Regions from separate parts of the Homo sapiens genome. Here region 2 is linked to region 1. Evidence: chromatin loops called from intact Hi-C (ENCODE). Cell type or tissue: Calu3. All regions are shown on one strand. Links, peaks and the distances in the headings refer to the core of each region. The heading gives the core; the rest is flanking DNA.

Region 1 (7,762 bases), core at 1,759-6,758:
TTTGAACAGTTGGCCACCTTTGATTGGCCGAAACTCAGTGATTGGCACAAGAGTAGGTTGCAGTCTGTTTACACATCCTTTTAGGTTATAGTTCACCATGTACAGAGAAATTTTAGGCCAAACTTAAAATATGTAAGGAGGCAGCTTTAGGCTAAACTTGATTTAACAGCACCAATACCCCCTACCTTTAGTGAGCACATCTGCACATTCCAATTTTAATGACAGCTCCTTAGAATTTCTTATCAACGAAGACACTAACAAAGAATGGCGCATTCCTCCTTCTCCTTTCTGAGGATGCCCTACCCTGTAACAAAGTCGTTTCTAATAAATTTGCTTCTTTCACCATACTCTGTACCTGCCTTGAATTCTTTCCTGCATGAGATCCAAGAACCCTCTCTTGGGATCTGAATCAGGACCCTCTTTTCCAGCAACGCTATCACCTGTAAACCAAAAGTATCTGAGACAGGTCTCAATCTATTTAGAAAGTATATTTGCCAAGGTGAAGGATGTACCCATGACACAGCCTCAGGAAGTTCTGATGACATGTACCCAAAGTGCTCAGGGTACAGCTTGGTTGTATACGTGGTATGGTTTGGCTGTGTCCCCACCAAATCTCATCTTGAATTGTAGCTCCCACAATTTCCACATGTCATGGGAGGGACCCAGTGGGAGGTAATTGAATCATGGAGGCAGGTATTTCCCATGCTGTTCTCATGATAATGAATAAATCTCACGAGATCTGATGGTGTCATAAAGGGGAGTTCCCCTGCACAAGCTCTCTCTGGCCTCCCACCATGTAACATGTCCCTTGCTCTTCCACCATGATTGTGAGGCCTCCCCAACCATGTGGAACTGTGAGTCAATCAAACCTCTTTCCTTTATAAACTACTCAGTCTCAGGTATGTCTTTATTAACAGCATGAGAACAGACTAATACAATACATTTTAGGGAGACATGAGACATCAATCAATGCAGGTAAGATGTACATTGGTTTGGTTTGGAAAGGCAGGACAACTCAAAGTGGGGGCTTCCAGGTCATTGGTAGATTTAAAGATTTTCTGATTGGCAATTGATGGAAAGAGTTATCATCAATAGAAGGGAATGTCTGGGTTATGATGATAAAGGGTTGTGGAGACCAAAGTTTTATCATGCAGCTGAAAACTCCAGGTAGCAGACTTCAGAGAGAATAGATTGTAAATGTTTCTTATCAGACAAGAGCCTGTTCTATCACTAATTCCAAAAGAGAGGGAGGTATCATGAGGCATGTCCAGCTCCTCCTTCCCATCATGGCCTGAACTGGTTTTTCAGGTCAACTTTGGAATGCCTTTGCTGAGAGGAGAGGTCCATTCAGATGACTGGGGGTGCTTAGAATTTTGTTTTTGGTTTATATACCTAAGCCAGGATTGTATCTCCAGCTCCCCCACCTCCTCACTCACAGCCCATCACTAAGTCCTGCCAGTTCTGCCTAACTTGCTCCTAAATCTGCATCATTTCTCTCCCTTCCCACTGCTACTTCCCTAGTCAACGTCACCACCAGGGATGGGGCAATGGCTTCCTAATTGTCTCCCTGCCTCCTGTCTCACTCCACCCTGCAGCTGGTGCTCTCTTTCCATGCACAAATATTGTGTCACACACTCTGCCTCTAATGGCTTTTCACTGCATTTAGGAAGTTGACCAAAAAGGCCAAACTCTGTAAAATATTTTAAGAGGTTTTTTCTGAGCCAAATATGAGGACCATGACCTGTGACACAATCTCAGTAGTTCCTGAGAACGTGTGCCCCAGGTGATTAGGTTACAGCTTGATTTGTATACATTTTAGGGGGACAGAATTTACAGGCAGAAACGTAAATCAGTACACATAAGATGTGCATTGATTCAGCCTGGAAAGGCAAAATGTCTCAAAGCAGGGTCTTCCAGGTCATAGATGGTTATAAAGATTTCCTGATTAGCAGTTAGTTGAAGGAGTTCAGCTTAAGAAAAGGGGAGTTGTGGAAGACAAGGTTCTTATTATGTAGATGAAGCCTCCAGGTAGCAGGCTTCAAGGAGAATAGGTGGTAAATGTCCCTTATCAGACCTTAAAGATGTCAGACGATTAGTTAAAATCTCTCCTGAATCAGGAAAAGATCTGGAAGGGGAAGGGGATTCTCCACAGAATGTGAATTTTTCCACAGGACACAGCTTTGCAGGGCCATTCCAATATATGTCAAAGAAATATATTTTGGGGTAAAATACTTTTGATTTCCTTTAGGGCCTGTTATCTGTCAGGTGATGCCAGAGTTAGGCTGGAATTTGGTGTCATACTGCTACAAAGAGTCTGTTCTGTCAGTCTTGGGGTCTCTATTTTAATGTTAGTGTTTGTCGATTGTGCCTGAATTCCAAAGGGAGGAGGGTATAATGAGGTGTCTGAGCTCCCCCTTCCCATCATGACCTGAGCTAGTTTTTCAGGTTTCTTTGGGGGTTCCCCTTGGCCAAGAGAGGGGTTCATTCAGTAGGTTGGGAAGGCTTAGAATTTTATTTTTGGTTTACAAGGATAAGGATCAAACTCCTCAGCAGGACAGGACTTTGATGATCTGGCAGCCCCTACTTACTTACCTCTCCAGCTGTACCACTCACCACCAACTAACTCTCTATGCTTCAGCCACTCTGGCCTTCCCTGAGCTCCTCAAACCCACATGATGCTAGCTCAACTTGAGACTTTGGCCTATACTGTTCCTTTGCCTGGAATATACTTCCCCCAGCCTTTTATTTTTGGATAACTCCAACTCATCCTTTAAGTCCTCTGGCTCTCTATGTCTGGGTTAGATCCACTTTCCACATGCTCCAGTAGCAATTTGTGCTGTCTGAATCATGGGATTTATCACTTTGCAAACCCCAACTATCTGAGACAGGTCTCAGTTAGTTTAGAAAGTTTATTTTGCCAAGGTTGAGGATGCGCACCCGTAACACAGCCTCAGGAAGTCCTGATGACATGTGCCCAAGGCGCTCAGAGCACAGTTTGCTTTTGTACGTTTTAGGGAGACCTGAGACATCAATCAACATATGTAAGGTGAACAATGGTTCACTCCGGAAAGGCGGGACAACTCGAAGCAAAGTGGGACAATTCAAAGTGGGGAGAGGGCTTCCAGATCATAGGTAGATAAGAGACCAATGGTTGCATTCCTCTGAGTTTCTGATTAACCTCTTCCAAAGGAGGCAATCAAATACACATTTATCTCAGCAGAGGGATGACTTTGAATAGAATGGGAGGCAGGTTTGTCCTGAGAAGTTCCCAGCTTGACTTTTCCCTTTAACCGAGTGATTTTGGGGCCCCAAGATTTATTTTCCTTTCACAACTTATATGGAAATAATGTATTTAGCTTTCTCCTCTCCTAGACTATAAGCTCCATGAGGACAGGTATCATGAGTATCTTGTTCTTCTATGGTCTCTAGTACAATGTTCATTATTAATAATAGTTGTTGGTTGGATGGATGGATGGAGCATGATGGATAAATGGATGGAAGGTAAATGGATGGAAAAATGAATGTAGATGGATGGATGGATAGATAGATATTAAATATATGTATATATTTATGGATGAGGTAGATAGATGGATAGTCTCAAGCACAAAGTCTCAAGTACAGGTGCACATATAATCACAAACTTAAATAATTCCAGGCTGGGCACAGTGGTTCTTGCCTATAATCCCAGCGCTTTGGGAGGCTGAGGCAAGAGGATTACTTGAGGCCAGGAGTTTAAGACCAGCCTGGGCAACATAGTGAAACCCCATCTCTACAAAAGAATTAAAAATTAGATGTGGTGGCATGCAGCTGTATTCCTAACTACTGGGGAGACTGAGGCAGGAGGATCACTTGAGCACAGGAGTTCAAGGTTGCAGTGAGCTATTATTACACCACTATACTCCAGCCTGGACAACGGAGCAAGATCTTGTCAAAAGAAAAAAAAAAAAGAAAGAAAGAAAAGAAAAGGGGAGGGGAGGGGAAGAGAGGGGAGGGGAAGGGAAAATTCCCAAGCTGAAACTTAAGCCATCATTAAACAAATGGGGAAACAGAAAAGCCCAGGTCTTCTAAGCCCATGGCCAGAGTACCTTCCATCACCTATAGTTTTAAGGAATTTCTGGGTTACCAGGAACCATGAAGAACAATTAGCCCAGGCATCACTGATAAGGAGGAGACATACAGACATCCTGATAACTCACATTCACAGAAAGGTGGCCTGGCTTGGGGAAACATGTACCAGTTTGGGAGGTTGGCAGTTCTGAGTTCTTATCCTGGTCCTACTACTCACTTATGCCTGCCAGCTGTACAGTCAGACTAGAAACTAGATTCCAGGGCCATTAGGATGCTCAGGGTTGGGGGTGGGGGCCTGCTTCAAACAAGGGCTGGAGTCAAGGAGGGAGACAGGTGCATCATAATTCTCATAGGAAAGTCCTCTCTTCCTGTTCCAAGTGCCATGCTGGGAGACCTGGCCAGAGCGCCCTCTACTGGGTTCACCCCATCATGCAAGGATGGTGTGAGAATGAGAAATAAACTCTTCCCCACATGTGCTACCCAGAAGCTGCCACTAGATGGTGGTAAAGCTGCACATTCCAAATTATTATAAGCTCCTTTTTCTGCAAGGAAACACAGGGTCACTTTCTGAGAAAAGCAACCTACAGGGGAATTGGTAACTTGCTTTTCGTTTTGTTTTGTTTTTTAAACTAAATATTAGCCTAACTAATCTGGCCTATTTTTACACCAGGTCCAGGCTGGCTGTCTCCAATTCTGCATCTCTTTCCACCACTGTGTGCCACTACAACTCTCCCCCTAGGGCCTTTGACCCAAAGCAAGAAGTACCTATTTACTTGACTGGCTGGTATTTCCATTATCCTCATCTGTAAATTAGTAATTGCAATTGCACTTGCCAGCTAAGAGTTTTGTGAGGCTTGTATGTTTCACTGTACATAAAAGGCTTAGAGTAAACACACCATAAACGTTAGCTATTTATTATCATTATGGGGGAAGATAGAATGCTCTTTCCGTCAACCTCCCTGCATGCCAAGTGCCCAGAACCATGCCTAGGGAGTCAGTAAATATCCACTGGGGTGTATGAAAGGAACAAGCTAGCTGCTTTCTCCTGGTTTCTTATCTAAATGTGTTTATGGGCCAGGGAGCTGGCTCACGTCTGTAATTCCAACACTTTGGAAGGCCAAGGTGGGAGGATCACTTGAGGCCAGGAGTTCAAGACCAGCCTGGGCAACAGGCTTTTTTTTTTCTCCAAAAAAAAAGCCAAACATGGTGGCACACGCCTGTGGTCCCAGGTACTCAGAAGGCTGAGGCAGGAGGATCACTTGAGCCTTGAAATATATTTGAGGGTACAGTGAGCTATGATTGTGCCATTGCAGTCCAGCCTGAGCGACAGAGAAGACTCTGTCTCTAAAAGTAAGAATAATGATGAAACAAACTCAGTAGTCCTATAGACCATTTTTTGTTTGTTTTTGTTTCTATTTGTTTGGTTGTTTTTTTGTGGGGGGGGGAGGGTTGTTTTGTTTTTTAATGAACATAGAAATTGACCCTTCTGATCTTAAAGCTTGAAACTTACATTTGTTTTATCTAAGTTCCTTCCTCAGAAAAGGAACCTCAGACCTCTCAAAAAGTATCAAAGAACTGAAACTCACCAGTCACTGCATCCAGACAATGGGATGTCAAATCCCTTATTCCTCATGATTACCTCCTTACCCCTCCCTAATTCCCGTTTTCCCACACATAGTTACATTTCTTCCCTGCTATATAGAACCCTAACTTTAGTCTGTCAGGGAGAAGGATTTGAGACTGATCTCCCATCTCCTCAGCTGCAGCACCTGATTAAAGCCTTCTTCTTGGCAACACTTGTTTCCGCCATTGGCTTTCTATGTGGTGAGCAGCAGGACCTAGACTGAACCCCTGGTGTTTCAGTAACAGTAATCAATCAATAAATGTGTTTATTTTATTTTTATTTTTATTTTGAGACAAAGTCTCACTCTGTCACCCAGGCTGGAGTGCAGTGGTGCAATTATGGCCCAGTGCAACATCCACCTCTCGGGGTCAAGGAGTTCGCATGCCTTAGCCTCCTGAGTAGCTGGGATTACAGGCACCTGCCACCACGCCCAGCTAATTTTTGTATTTTTAGTACAGACGGGGTTTCATCATGTTGGCCAGGCTGGTCTCAAACTCCTGGCCTCAGGTGATCCGCCTGCCTCAGACTCCCAAAGTGCTGGGATTACAGGCATGAGCCACCGTGCCTGGCTAAATAAATGTGTTTATAAACAGTGGAACTCAGCTAGCAAGAATGGAAACCCATTGATTAAACCAGCCCCTGTCCCCAGACCTCCAGGGCCCTGCTGCCACCTTGCCTGCCTCCTCAAAGTCCCTGTACCCTGACATTCTGAAGTAAAATATTCACAGGATGGACTCAATGACAGAATATATTGCATGTAAAATATAAACTTTCCTTTCTTCCAGATGTATGCTAACTATGCCAACACAAACAATTTTTTAAAGAACCCACTTGCTCCCTACTAATTTGGATAATTCCCTTTCTCGTTTATAATTCCATCTCTTGTCCCTCCATTAGGTTCTGCTGATCTTGTCTTGGGTTAACACCATACTGTTTTCATTACAGTCAGTTTAGACTACACTTTATTATCTAATGGGCCAAGTCACCCTTCCCTACTATGTTTTATGTAAAGGTACCTGTCCTCTGACCGATTAAGCAAGAGTCGTGTGCTATCAAACTATAACTGACCTTCATTGTAGAGCAACCCTGGCTCTCTAAAACCAGGTTACATAAATAACAACGTTCCAATTTCTGTTTCACATCAGGCTTAAATGATAATCCCAGCCCCTGGATCTATCGAGAGCTCAAAAGATCCTTGGATAAGACAAATGCCAGTCCTGGTGAGTTTGCAGTCTGCTTCACTGAACTCCAGCAGAAGTTTTTTGACAACCGTCCTGGAAAACTAAAGGATTTGATCCTCTTGATAAAGCACTGGCATCAACAGGTAATTTTCCAACTGTCTATATATGGTTATCATTCATTTCCTTTTTATCGAGATAATTGACATCCAGTAAAGTGCAACAATCTTAGGTATACAGCTCAACGCATTTTTTACAATCTTACCAGCAACACCCAAATCAACATAGGGAACGTTTCGTGTACCCCAGAAGGTGCCTCAAGCCCATTGTCCCCCTAGTAATCCTCCCAAACAAACCCCTATTCTAACATCTATTACCACCGCAGATTAGTTTTGCTTGATTTTAAACAAACAATGTAAGTGGGATTATATGGTACATACTTCATGTCTGCCTTCTTTGGCTCAACGGGATGTCTGAGAGACTCATTCATATGGTTGCAGGGTCTTGCTCTGCTGCCCAGGCTGGAGTGCAGTGGTGGGATCTTGGCTCACTGCAACCTGTCTCCTGGGCTCAAGCAATCCTCCCATCTCAGCCTCCCAAGTAGCTGGAACTACAGGAGTGTGCCACCATACCTGGCTAATTTTTGTATTTTTTGTAGAGATGAGGTTTCACCATGTTGCCCAGGCTGGTCTTGAACTCCTGGGCTCAAGCTATGTGCCCACCTCAGCCTCCCAAAGTGTTGGGATTACAGACATGAGCCATGGCACCCAGCCATAGTAGCACTTTTTTTCATTGTTTTCCCATATTCAATTGTATTAATGTAACACACATTTATCCATTCTGCTGCTTTGGGTCATTTTCAAATTGGGGCAATTTTCAAATAGATGATTGG
Region 2 (7,762 bases), core at 1,672-6,671, 160 kb after region 1:
CTCCTGACCTTAGGTGATCTGTCCGCCTCAGCCTCCCAAAGTGCTGGGAGAAGTGCTCAGCTCACTCTGTTGCAGCCTGGGTGGCTGGGAGAACAGCGTGAGCCACCATGACCGGCTGGCAGCTTCTTTAAAAACGAAATGTCACTTACCATACAGCCCAACAATTTCACTCTTGGGCATTTATCCCAAAGAAATAAAGGCATAGGCTCACACAAAAAGTAGCACATGAATCTTCATGGCATATATATATATTCTTTATATATATAATTTATTTATATGTATATATATTTTATATATGTATGTATATATTTTGGAGACATGGTCTCACTCTGTCGCCCAGGCTGCAGTGCAGTGATGTGATCACAGCTCACTGCAGCCTTGACCTCACAGGCTCCTGCCTCAGTCTCCCAAGTAGCTAGGACCACAGGCCTGTGCCACCAAACCCAGCTGATTTTTCTTTTCTTTTTTTTTTTTGTAGAGACAGGGTCTCTCTATGTTATCCAGACTGACTTTGAACTCCTGGGTTCAAGAGATCCTCCTGCTTCAGCCTACCAAAGTGCCAAGATTACAGGCATGAGCCACTGCACCTGACCCAGCTTTACTCTTAATAGCTTTATTCTTAAAAACTGGAAATGACCCAAATGTCCTTCAGCCTGAATGGTTAAACAAACTGTGGTACACCCATACCATGGCATGCTGCTCAGCAATCCAAAGGAACAAACTATCGATACATACAACAACCAGGATGGATCTCAAGAGAATTACGCGTAGTGAAAAAAGCCAATCTCAGAAGGTTACATACTGAAAGATTCCCTTTCTCTCCCCTCCCCTCCCTTCCCCCACCCCTGCTCCCCCCTCCCCCTCCTTCCTTTTGAGACAGGGTCTTGCTCTGTCACACAGGCTAGAGTGCACTGGCGGGATCATGGCTCACTGCAGACTCTGTCTCCCAGGATCAAGTGATCCTCCCACTTCAACCTACCGAGTAGCTGAGACTACAGGCATGCGCCACCACGCCTGGATAACTTTTGTATTTTTTTGTAGAGACAGGATTGCATCATGTTGCCCAGGCTAGTGTCAAACTCCTGGAGTCAAACGATCCTCCTGCCTCGGCCTCTCAAAGTGTTGGAATTACAGGCGTGGCCACCGTGGCTGGCCAATTCCATTTCTCTAACATCCTTGACATGTCAAAATTATACAGATGAAGAACAGAGGAATGGTTGTCAGGGCTTAGGGAGGGGAGAAGCAGGAGACCAGTATGCCTCTAAGTGAACCTTGTGATGAACTGTTCTGTATTTTGACTATAGTGGTTGTCACATAAATATACCTGAGGCAAGGCTGCATAGAACTAAATATACACACACACACACATACCCATGAATGCATGTTAGAATGGTGAAATCTGAGTGAGTTCAGTGGGTTGTATCAATGCCAACTTTCTGATTGTGATATTGTACTATAGTTACGCAAGATGTTACCACTGGAGAAAACTGGGTGGAAGGGATATGGGATCTCTCTGTATTGGTCCTTAAACTGCATGTAAATCTACAGTTATCTCAAAAATTAAAATGTAATCTAGGCCGGGTGTGGTGGCTAACGCCTATAATCTCAGCAGTTTGGGAGGCAGAGGCAGGCGGATAGCTTGAGCACACAAGTTCAAGACCAGCCTGGACAACATGGTGAAACCCCACCTACAAAAAATACAAAAATTAGCTGGGTGTGGTGGCACCTGACTGAGGTCCCAGTTTCTTGGGAGGCTGAGGTGGGAGGATGGCTTGAGTCTGGGAGGTAGAGGTTGCAGTGAGCCAAGATCATGCCACTGCATTCCAGCCTTGTGGTAGAGCCAGACCTTGTCTCAAAAAAAAAAAAAAAAAATTAAACCATAATCTATACTACAATACAACTATTAAAATGACCTTTTTTTTTTTTTGAGACAGAGTCTCACTCTTATCACCCAGGCTGGAGTGCAGTGGTGCAATCTCAGCTCACTGCAACCTCTGCCTCCCAGGTTCAAGCGATTCTCCTGCCTCAGCCTCCTGAGTAGCTGGGATTACAGGCACATGCCCCCATGCCCAGCTGATTTTTGTATTTTTAGTAGAAACTGGGTTTCACCATGTTGCTCAGGCTGGTCTTGGTGACCTCAGGTGATCCACCTGCTTCAGCCTCCCAAAGTGCTGGGAATACAGGCATGAGCCACCACACCCGGCCATAAAATGACTTTTTAAAAAACTGACAATACCAACTGCTGGTGAGGATATGGAGCAACTAGAACTCTCCTAATGGAGCAACTAGAACTCTTGTACATTGCTAGTGTGAATATAAAAATAGTACAGCCACCTTGAATAACAGCTTGCAGTTTTTTATACAGTTAAACATACACTTACCATACGACACAGCAATACCACTCTGACATATTTACACAAGTGAAATGAAAACTTATGTTTGCACAAAAACCTGCACATGAATACAGCCTGTATTTGCAAGTGCCCAGAACTGGAAGCAACTCACCTGTCTTTCATCTGGGGAATGAATCAACAAACTATAGTATTCATAATATAATGTACCCGGCAATGAAAAAGAATGAGCTACTGATACACATATCAATATGAATGAATCTCAAATGAATATTACTAAGTGAAAGAAGACAGACTCAAAGGGCTACAAAGTGTATACCGTGATTTCATGTATGATATCCTGCAAAAGGTAAAACTCGAAGGACAAAGAATATGTAGAAGTTGCCAGAGGCTGGTGTGGAGGGAAGGGTTGATTATAAAGGGGCACAAGGGCTTTTTGGGGTGATGGAAATGTTTTGTATGTTGATTGTGGTGGTGATTACATGACTTTATGCATTTGCCAAAATCCATAGAATGGTATATGGAAAAAGTGACTTTTACTTTTTGTAAAAGATACCTTTATCTTTTAAAAAATTAAGAAAAAAATGAAGCCAGGCAAGGTGGCTCACGCCTGTAATCCCAGGACTTTGGGAGGCTGAGGCGGGCAGATCGCCTGAAGTCAGGAGTTCATGACCAGCCTGGCCAACATGGCAAAAACCCATCTCTACTAAAAATACAAAAAACTAGCCAGATGCGGTGGCGCGCGCCTTCAATCTCAGCTACTCCAGAGGCTGAGGCAGGAGACTCGCTTGAACCCAGGAGGCAGAGGTTGCAGTGAGAGGAGATCGTGCCACTGCACTCCAGCCTAGGTCACAGAGCAAGACTCCATCTCAAAAAAAAAAGAATGAAAAAATGAGATCATATCTTATTGTAACTTCACATCAATTTGTGCAGAAAGACAGCATGTCCAATTTAATTTTTAAAAATGCTCAAAGGTAAAATGTACATTATTTTAGTTCTTTTTAATTTCTTAGATATTGATTGATTGATTGATTGAGACAGGGTCTTGCTCTGTTGCCCACGCTGGAGTGCAGTGGAGTGATCATAGCTCACTGCAACCTCAACCTCCTGGGCTCAAGTGATCCTCCTGCCTCAGCTTCCCGAGTAGCTGGAACTATAGACACATGCCACTATCCCCAGCTAATCTTATTATTTTTTGTAGAGATGGGGTCTCTCTGTGTTACACAGGCTGGGCTGGAACTCCTGGGCTCAAACAAGCCTCCCACCTTGGCCTCCCAGAGTGCTGAGATTACAGGCATCAGCCACCGCACCCGGCCCTAGTTCTGTTTTTTAAAACATGCTCTAACGAAATCCTTAGGAGTTTTTTAAGCAATGTAGGATTACAAGGAACTATAGGTTTTTGAAACAGCATTGCTCTACATTAAGAAAATACATTTCTTTGAATGGAAAATAAATTATTTAAAATGGAAAATAAAATGACCGGAAGCAGGGAGGACAAGATGCTAGTGTTTGTTGCTTTGAATTGAAGAACCCAAGGGTACTTTTTATATTACTCTTGGTACTTTTCCCTAGTACCATCCACCCCCCACAGGGCTGTCTTAGGGATTAATTTAGATACTATAGAGTGCTGAGCATAGCATCTAACCCACAGTAAAGCCCAAACTATTGGCCAGGTGTGGTGGCTCACGCCTGTAATCCCAGCACTTTGGGAGGCCAAGGCAGGTGGCTCACTTGAGGTCAGGATTTCAAGACCAGCCTGACCAACATGGTGAAAGCCCATCTCTAATAAAAATACAAAAATTAGCCAGGCCTGGTGGAGTTCACCTGTAATCCCAGCTACTCGGGAGGCTGAGGCACGAGAATCGCTTGAACCTGGGAGGCAGAGGTTGCAGTGAGCCGAGATCGAGCCTCTGCACTCCAGCCTGGGTGACAGAGCGAAACTCCATGTCAAATAAATAAATGCCCGAACTCTCAGCTTCTCCCATCACCCCATCCCCCAAGTCCAGACCATCCCTTCTAAGCTGGTCTCCACTAGGAGGTCCTGATGGTCTCCCTTTCCCTAACCAGGCTGGGGGCTCCCTGAGAAATAGCCAGAGGAGCCCCATCACCAGGACAGGGAGTGGCGCCTCAAAGGGCTGGGAGTGAATGACTCCACCCAGGGCCTGGCTAGCAGTGCGCGCCCAGTAATTATTCTTTCGAGCCATTAACTGAGTACACACAAGCGTGGCCCAGATAGTGAGGCTATCCCACCCAGCCAGGAAGAAGCTTGGCCAAACGTGGGGCACTAAGAGAGGCAATTTCTTGGCCAAGGGAGCCCCATCCTCTCCATTGCACCACCGATTTGATGGGGTGTTACAGGCCTCTCCAGGAGGGGCAGAGGTGCTCCTTTCCTCGCAGGCCCCTCCCTCTCCCTCCAGGCGGCAGCTAGGCGATGGAATGTTGTGTGGTCGGTTGCCAGGCAACCAGAGCCTGCTGGTGGCTGCCTTCTGGGCCGAGCTGAGCAGGCTTCCACACCACGCTCCACAGAACCCCCAGGGTCTCCTAAGCTTGTGCAAAACTCCAGCTGGTGGAAAGAAAGCTGGGGCAACTGCCAGAAGGATGGCGGTGCCCTGGGAGGAATATTTCCGACTGGCTTTGCAAGAGAAACTGTCTACGTGAGTGGGACGTAGAGGGAGGGAGGGCTAGAAGGAGGGCGGGAATGCGTGGGCTGGCCCATCCTTTCTTCCTCACCTCCTGGGTCCTGGCTTTGGGCAGATCATAGTGGGGGTTATTGTCCCCACTTCACAGAGGAGGAAACTGAGGATCAGAGAGAAACCGAGGCATCACCATGGTCTCAGGGATCGTTCCTGATCCCCCACCCCTAGCTGACATCCGGCTGAGATTAAATCATTCAAACCAAGCTGGGAAGGAATTATTCTATGAAATCCTGCTCCCCAATCCACCCCCAAAACTGCATTTTCAGGAGGAACAGAGGAAGCTTGTTCTGTGTCTCCTTCATGTTCAGCAGCATGGCCTCAAGTCCCAACCTCAGTATCAGCATCTGTAAAATGGGGAGGGGGGTTTTCTTCTGGACCACGGCTGGGAAAGCCTTGCTGATTACACATTAGTCATTCTTTCTGCTCTCCCTTTCTCCCGGGGCGCTGGACTCCAGAACCCCACTGCCTCCTGGGCCTCTCCCTGCAGAGGTCTCAGGCATCTCGGGCTTGGCCGTAGTAGGGAGCTGGTCTCCCCCACCTGACCTGCTCTCCTGCAGCCTCATCCTTCCGGCTCCTGGGGTCACCTCTGACCCCTTTCTCACTCCCCTCCCCACTCCATCAGTTCTGCTCTCACCTCCTGCCACTGCTGCCCTGCTCAGAACCACACTATCTCTGGAATATCCCGTGGCCCCACCACTGGTCTCCCGCAGCTGCCCACTGTCCTTGCTCCTCAAAGCAGCCAGAAGGGCCCCTCCTCTGCCCAAAACACTCCCTCCGCTCCCACTTCACTTAGAGTCAAGGCCAAAGTCTCCACTCACCATGGCCCACCGCAGTTGGATTCTCAGCTCCTCCCTGCTCCCAATTCCCATCTTTTTCCTCCTCCCTCCCTCCTCTGCAGCCACCCTAGCCACACCAGGGTCCTAGAATCTGTTCCCTGGAGATGTCCACGTGGCTTGCTCCCTCTTCTCCTCCAGGTCTCTGCTCAGATGCCACCTCCTCTGTGTTGAAAGATTCCTTTAGTCCACTTAATTTTTCATCTCAGTGCCTACCATGTCCTGGCATTCTTTATTATTATTATTATTATTATTTATTAGCTTGATTTTCTGTGGCTCCCAGAACAATGCAAGTTCACGAGGGAACAGGGATTTTTGTCTGTCCTGTTTACAGCTGCACCCCCAGTGCCTACAAGGGTGCCTGGCCCAGAGTAGGTGCTCAGGACAATTTGTTCAATGAATAAAGAATTCAACCAGGTGCGGTGGCTCACACCTGTAATCCCGGCACTTTGGGATGCCAAGGTGGGTAGATCACATGAGGTCAGGATTTCGAGACCAGCCTAGCCAACATGGTGAAACCCTGTCTCTACTAAAAATACAGAAATTAGCTGGGCATGGTGGCGTGCACCTGTAATCCCAGCTACTTGGGAGGCTGAGGCAGGAGAACTGCTTGAACCTGGAAGGCGGGAGGTTGCAGTGAGCCAAGATCGTGCCACTGCACTCCAACCTGAATGACAGAGCAAGACTCCATCTCAAAAACTATATAATAATAATAATAATTCAACCAGATGTGGTGGCTTATGCCTGTAATCCCAACACTTTGGGAGGCTGAGGCAGGAGGATTGCTTGAGTCCACGAGTTCAAGACCAGCCTGGGCAATAAAACAAGACCTCATCTTTACAAAAATAAAAAAATAAAAATTAGCCGGGTGTGGTGGCACATGCCTGCAGTCCCAGCTACTCAAGAGACAAGATGGGAGGATCGCTTAAGCCCAGGAGTGAGCTATGATGATTAGACCACTGCACTCCAGCCTGGGTGACAAAGCAAGACCCAAAAACAAGTCTCAAAAAAAAAAAAAAAAAATTAAACAGCCAGCAGGTGGCTAATGGGGCACTCCAGACACAGTGGTGAGATGTGGGGCCCTGAAACATGCTTCCTTCACCCCCACCTCCTACTTGAGCCTCTTCAGAAAGCTGCCAGAGCAGGCTGAGGATCATGTCCCACCAGTACTGCGTCTCCTGGAGAAGAGGCAAGAGCTGGTAGATGCAGACCAGGCCCTGCAGGCCCAGAAGGAGGTGAGCCCCCACTACTGTAACGAGGTGGTGAGCTGGTGGATGGGAAGTGATGGAGCCAATTTATTAGTGACAAGGTCTGAGACAAGTCATTTCACCACTCCAAGCCTTGATTTCCTCATCGTCAAATGGGGATCAAATGAGACCAGTTGTTGGTGCAAATAAATTTGTGTGCATTGAGCATGTGCTGGGCACTGCATTAAGCCCTGGAGGTCTTACGATAGTCCCTGGCCTTGTGGGGCTCACAGTCTAGAGAGGAAAACAGATAAGTGTTCAGGTGGTGACTGCTACAGGGAAGAAGCACTGGGCAGGGGCTGTGGAAGCCCAGAAGTCCCTACCTCCCCATGGGGGTGGTCAAGGAGGGCTTCCTGGAGGAAGTGATGTCTTGGGGATTGCTGAAGGGCAAGTCGGCTTATCCAGCAAAGGTGAAACAGATGAGGAAGGAAAAACAGGCAGAGGAAAACCATACACAAAGACTGGTTGGAAGGCAAGAACCAAACACAGGTGGTTGAGTGGCTGGAAGACAGAATATGGGAGGGCAGAGGGTAAGATGAGGCCTGAAGGAAGGGCAGGGACACTGGCATTCGAGGGCTGGAGGAGGGTGTTTGGGCTTCATCCCTGGGTGATGGGAGCCCCGGATGGGTTGAGCA

The links. A loop is a pair of places that touch in the nucleus more often than their neighbours do. Peaks named below come from ENCODE experiments on the same cell type or tissue, not always from the same donor. Only the 100,000 strongest peaks of a DNase experiment are listed, where the experiment ranks them.
Region 2: a loop joins it to region 1, with 4 times the contacts of the local background. A loop is called at or near these places in 16 of 110 quality-filtered maps.

What each region holds. Positions count from the first base shown.
Region 1 is chr12:112,988,459-112,996,220 of GRCh38, forward strand. It overlaps OAS2 (2'-5'-oligoadenylate synthetase 2), which reads left to right. Exons shown (of 10, transcript NM_002535.3): 3 at 6,838-7,016. Among named protein-coding and RNA genes, the nearest start is that of OAS2, 14 kb to the left of the region's middle. In Calu3, for the core only: a CTCF peak has its summit at 4,511 (motif pointing left); a DNase peak (open chromatin) is centred at 4,523.
Region 2 is chr12:113,144,909-113,152,670 of GRCh38, forward strand. It overlaps CFAP73 (cilia and flagella associated protein 73), which reads left to right and starts at 4,816. Exons shown (of 8, transcript NM_001144872.3): 1 at 4,816-5,005; 2 at 7,010-7,115. The coding sequence starts at 4,950. In Calu3, for the core only: a CTCF peak has its summit at 4,666; a DNase peak (open chromatin) is centred at 4,773.